Linked DNA regions of Homo sapiens: region 1 is linked to region 2. A link is a loop called in an ENCODE intact Hi-C map of the cell type or tissue named here. Cell type or tissue: mammary epithelial cell. All regions are shown on one strand. Links, peaks and the distances in the headings refer to the core of each region. The heading gives the core; the rest is flanking DNA.

Evidence for each region. Hi-C counts contacts between places; a loop is a spot of excess contacts. Peaks named below come from ENCODE experiments on the same cell type or tissue, not always from the same donor. Only the 100,000 strongest peaks of a DNase experiment are listed, where the experiment ranks them.
Region 1: it touches region 2 in a loop (18-fold over the local background); 2 of 110 quality-filtered maps call a loop at or near these places.

Annotation. Positions count from the first base shown.
Region 1 is chr4:139,598,694-139,601,613 of GRCh38, reverse strand. LOC105377622 (a long non-coding RNA gene) reads left to right here. Exons shown (of 6, transcript NR_171655.1): 6 at 43-2,920. Among named protein-coding and RNA genes, the nearest start is that of QKILA, 23 kb to the left of the region's middle. In mammary epithelial cell, for the core only: no CTCF peak of the experiment used is centred there; a DNase peak (open chromatin) is centred at 1,413.
Region 2 is chr4:140,325,283-140,328,202 of GRCh38, reverse strand. The region is part of intron 2 of SCOC-AS1 (SCOC antisense RNA 1); the gene reads left to right. It also overlaps a transcript of SCOC not described here. Among named protein-coding and RNA genes, the nearest start is that of SCOC-AS1, 47 kb to the left of the region's middle. In mammary epithelial cell, for the core only: a CTCF peak has its summit at 1,615; no DNase peak of the experiment used is centred there.

The DNA of each region.
Region 1 (2,920 bases), core at 236-2,735, 730 kb after region 2:
TCAAAAAAATGTTTATATATATATATAATCCTTCTCCCTCAGTTACTAAACAGCCTTCCCTGGACCTGACTATCAGCAATGAGAATTACTCTTCTTTGCCCCATTTCTCTCCTTCTGCCTAAGCCAGAACAATCACTTCTCCTGGAGACAGATTCATTATGAAAGGACTTTAATTCTGGTCTGACAGACTGCTTGACATTGGAGTGAATTCTCAAGGCTTATCAAAATCATCTCGTGGAATGATGAGTTGACTTGCACCCACTGAAACGGGGGCAAATCTCCTTCAAAAGATCATGCCAAAGACTGTGTGGGTACCGGAAAGGCTGTGTGGCAGGGAAAAGGTTTGCTCTAACCTAGAAGCCTGCAAGGTCCCCTCTGCACGCCCAAGCAGCGGGCCCGAGTTCATTATGGCCAGCAAAGCCAACTGACACCACAGGAAACAGAGCTCGTGGGACACCCCATGACACGAAGTTTTCAACCTCATTGCTTCCCCCTGAAGTCAAGTTTAGTCACCTGTGCTGTGCTGGACCAGCCATGAAAGTAATGAGGGAACTGGATCACTCCAGGGAAGCCCAGGTGGAATAATAGGTGTCACTCAAAAGTACAGCTTTCAACTTAAAAAGGAAGGAAATTCTGATACATGCTACGTGGATGAACATTGAAGGCATGATGCTAAGTGAAATAAGCCAGTCACAAAACAACAAATATTGTATGATTCCATTTATATGCGGTACTTAGACTAGTCACATTTATAGAAACTGAAAGTAGAAGGGAGGGTGGTTGCCAAGGGCTAGGGGAAAAAGGGAATGGAGTTAGTGTGTAATGGATGTATTTCAGTTTTGCTAGATGAAAAAGTTCTGGAGATTAGTTGAACAATGTGAATGTACTTACTACTGAGTTGCAGACTGAAAAATGGTTAGTATGGGCCAGGCGCGGTGGCTCACACCTATAATCCCAACACTTTGGGAGGCCAAGGTGGGCAGATCACTTGATGTCAGGAGTTCAAGACCAGCCTGGCCAACATGGTGAAACCCATCTCTACTAAAAATACAAAAAAATTAGCCACGCATGGTGGCGCATGCCTGTAATCCCAGCTACACAGGAGGCTGAGGCACGAGAATCGCTTGAACCCAGGAGGCAGAGGTTACAGTGAGCCGAGATCACGTCACTGCACTCCAGCCTGGGCAACAGAGATAGACTCTGTCTCCAAAAAAAAAAAAAAAAAAAAAGTTAGGATGGTAAATTTAATGTTATGTATACTTTTCCACAATTGTTAATTAATTTTTTAAAGTGCAGCTTCTGATGGCACACGTATCTCTCCCTCTTCTTTGTCTCCAGAAGATGAGAGGGAGCATGAGACAGCAGATAGGATGCGTCATCTTATTGCATTTATTTCTGTAGACCATGCATTGAGGCTGTCTGACCTTCAATTATTCATTAAACAAATATTTACTGAGTTGAGTACGTACTACATGCCAAGCATTGTTCTAGAGGCTGGAGTTACAGCAGTGAACAGAAAAAGATCTCCCCAGTTCCCTAGTCACAGGGATCTCACCTTCTAGCAGGTGGAGAAAAACAATAAGTAAATAAGCAAGTAAGATATATGGTATTTATATGGCAATAAGAGCTATGGAGAAAAATAAAGCAAAGAAGGAGGAAGAAGAAGAGTGTTTCAGGGTTGTATTTTTAAATAAGGTGGTCAGGGGAGACCTCACTGAGAGGATGGTATTTGAGTAAGACTTGAATGAGATTAGGGAGTTAGCTATTTAGGTATCTGCAGGAAGAGTGTTTCAGACAAAATAAAAAGTCAGTGCAAAGGCCCTGAGGCAGAAACATGAATGGGGTGTTTAAGGAAAAGCAAAGGGGCCATTGTGGCTGAAAAGGTAAGCAGCAGCAGAGAGACAGTCTAAGAAGAGGTTAGAAACATCACAGAAGCAGCCCAGATCATGAAGGTTGAGACGGAGTCTCGCTCTGTCACCTAGGCTGGAGTGCAGTGGCACAATCTCGGCTCACTGCAACTTCTGCCTCCTGGGTTCCAGTGATTCTTCTGCTATACCTCCCGAGTAACTGGGACTACAGGCACCCACCACCATGCCCAGCTAGGTTTTATTATTATTATTAGTAGTAGTAGTAGAGACAGCGTTTCACCATGTTGGCCAGGCTGGTCTCAAACTCCTAACCTCAAGTGATCTGCCCACCTCAGCCTTCAAAAGTGCTGGGATTACAGGCGTGAGCCACCCTGCCTGGCCCCATTATTTGTAAGAGTTTGACTCATACTCTGAGACAGTAACTAGAGGAATGATATGATCCAACTTCCATGTTAAAAGGATCACCAGGGGTTGGAGGCGGGGGTGTCAAGGGCAGGATCAGGAAGACTAGTAGGACTGCAATACTCCAGGCAAGAGATGCTGAGAGCTCAGCCCAAGCAGGTAGCTATGGAGGTGGTAAGATGTGGGCAGATTCTGGGTATATTTTGAAGATAGGGCCAACAGGATTTACTGAGAGACTGGAGGTAAGGCTCCACAGAAAGAGAAATAAGAGAAACATTAAAGATGACCGTATCGGTTTCCTGGGGCTGCTGTAACACATCACCACAAACTTGGCGGCTTAAAACAACAGAAATTTATTCTCTCACAGTTCTAAGGCCAGGAAGTCTGAGATTAAGGGGTTCTTGCTTCCAGGGGCTCTAGAGCAGCAGTCCTCATCCTTCCGGGGCCGGTTTTGTGGAAGACCATGTTTCCACGGACAGGGGCAGGAGTGCCGGGGGAGAGAGGCAGCAGGGTGGTGGGTGTGTGTGTGGATGGTTTCGGGATGAAACTGCTCCACCTCAGATCATCAAGGATTAGTTAGATTCTCATAAGAGCACGCAACCTAGATCCCTCACGTGTGTGGTTCACAATAGGGTTTGCATTCCCATGAG
Region 2 (2,920 bases), core at 172-2,671:
TGACTGTAATCCAATGTGTTAAGTGTGTCAGTAAGAAGAGCTAACATGATAGAGCATGTCCTGTGTGCTAAGCTTTCTTCTCAGCATGTTCCCTGCATCTTCCCATTTAAAACTCATTACTGGTGAGGAAGCAGAAGCACGAGGAGTCTGGTGATGTCCCCAAGGACTACGTGGCTGGTGAGTGTGGCTGCCAGGACTTGGCTCACGCATATCCACTTCTCAAGTGTGGCGTTGGAGGCACCTGCTGGCAGGGAGATCTTTGAATATCTTGTCCTTTGAGCTGCCCAACAAGCAGCAATGCTCAACACTACAGAAAAAAAAAACATGCCAAACAGCTTCTTTCCCTGATACAGTCCTAGTCCAGCCCCAAACTTGCCATTTCACAGATTCAAACAAAAGCTGGCTGCATCCTTGTAAAAATTCAAAGGCATGTTTTATTTTCATATGGAATACAGCAAAGTGTTGGATTACTCCAGAGTGAACGCTTGACTATTCATTGTTATAGCATGGATTTCTCCAAATCATAGGTAATCAACATAATTAGTTGTCAAGCATTTCAAACAAAACATTTGTTTTGTTTGAAACAGGGTCTCGCTATGTTATCCAAGCTGCCCTTTACCTCCTGGGATCAAGCCCCAGCCTCCCAAGTAGCTAGGACTACAGCCATGTGCCACTATGTCTGGCTATGTGTCAAGCATGTTTTTAAAAATAATTTCTATTTAAATTGCTTGTTGAATTGTCCACTAATAAGTGATTTTTTTTTTCAGTATTGAAAGCACAGTAGAAAGAATTATTGTAACCTTAGAGAGCTCCATATAGTTCAAAACAGATCAGTTTGATGGTGCAGGATTTTGAAATCCCACCTGAGAGTGGTGTTTGCATCTTCCTCCTATCAGAATTTGCTAAAGCAGGCAAAGACTGAAGACAAAGACAGCAGAGCCTTCCCACATAATCACAGAGTCCTCGCTCTTCGAACAGAGGTAAATTCTGTTCATCAGCAACACTGTGATGGCTTCACACTTAACACTCCTTAGAGGACAAGGGCCAAATTTAACATAAACTAAATTTTGTTTATCACAGGTTAGATGCAGGTGGGAACAGGAAAATCATAACAAGGTCTAGTAGTAGTTTTGATGGTGCTGATGTAGGAAGTGATTTTCAACTTCTTCAAGCCATCCTATACAACATCAAGGTTTGCTGTGAAAATGATGTTTGTGTAATCATTAGAAGAGAGAATAAAGGTGGAAACATTTGAGTTCCAACATTTATCATGGCTGCCCACTTCCAAGACTAGACCACAGGCCTCAGGAGCAGAGTCACATTGTGAGCAGTGATTGAGTTTCACCAATGAATGTTATCAGATTGAGCTTTACTGGGGCTCCAGTTCTTTGTGTCTAATTCATAATTTTGTTATGGTCTCCTAGGTGTATAAGAATTGTAAACACAAGCATTTATATATTTGTATGTTTAAACATATGTTTAAAACAAGATAATAAAAGACTTTAGCATTAGAAGTCCACGGGAGGTTTGTTTTCTCCCTAACAGTGTAGGGGGGGGGGTCTGCCTATAACTCATTTGAGAAATGCTGTACTGTAAAGCGTGGGCCTACAGAGGGAGACAAACACAGGCCTTGCTTTTCAGGAGCTCACATTGACAGAATTCACCACAGTGGACACAAGTGAAGAAATTATAAATGAACTTTTTTGAAGTCATGCCACTATATTTATTGCTGTTTTGTTTTTTTGTTTTGTTTTCTTTTGTTTTAACTCTCTGGCACCTTTAAAAGTTGCTGCTCAGCAAATAACTTTTTTCTGTGTTGCCTATTGGGATCTCCCCCTAAACATCCTCGTTGATTTTTTTTTCAATTTGCATACAGTAAAGTTCACTCTTTGTAGACTACTGTTCTATGGGGTTTGAAAATGCATAGAGCCATGTATCCACCTGCCCAAGTAATGTATAGAACCGTTTCATCATGCTAAAAATTACTTCTCATCCAGTCCCTTTGTAGAAAACCTCTCCCGTTTCCCTCAACCCTGCTAACCACTGAACCACTGACCTGTTTTCTATCCCTATAGTTGTGCCTTTTACACGATGTCATAAAAATGAAATCATATAATATGTAGCCTTTTGGGTCTGGCTTGTTTCACTTACAGAATGCATTTAAGATCCGTGTTGTTGTGTAAATCGATAATGCATTCATTTTTATTGTTGAGCAATAGCCTACTGTACGGATATATCACAGTTCCTTATTCCATTACCTACTGAAGGACATTGCAGCTGTTTCTCGTTTGGAATGACTGTGAATAAAGTTGTTATACACATTTTTATATGAATTTTTGTATGAACATTAGTTTTCAACTCATTTGGATAAATGCCTTGGATTGGGATTTCTGGATCATGTGGTAAGTATATGTTTAACTTTATAAGAAATTTCCAAATTGTCCTCCAACCTGGTTGTGCTATTTAGTATGCTCAACAGCAATGAATGAGAGTTCCTGTTGCTTTGCATCTCACCATACTGCCACGTTTTTCTCTATTCCAGAAATTCTGATAGGTGTGTAGTGCTATCACATTATGGTTTTCATTTACATTTTTCTGATAACAAATGATGCTGAACACCTCTTTTATATTTATTTGCTATTGATATCTTCTTAAAGAAATATCTGTTCAGATATTTTGCCCGTTTGTAAGATTGGGTTGTTTCTTATTACTGAGTTTTAACATGTCATTATATAGAGAGAGACATATTATATATACACTCTGGAAACGAGTCTTTGTCAGATATGTGATTTGCAATTTTTTCCCCAGTCTGTGCCTTGCCTCTGTGCCAGTCTTTTTATTTTCTCAACTGCATCTTTGGCAAAGCAAAGATTTAAATTTTGATAAAGTCAAATTTATCAGTTTTTTTCTTTTATGGATT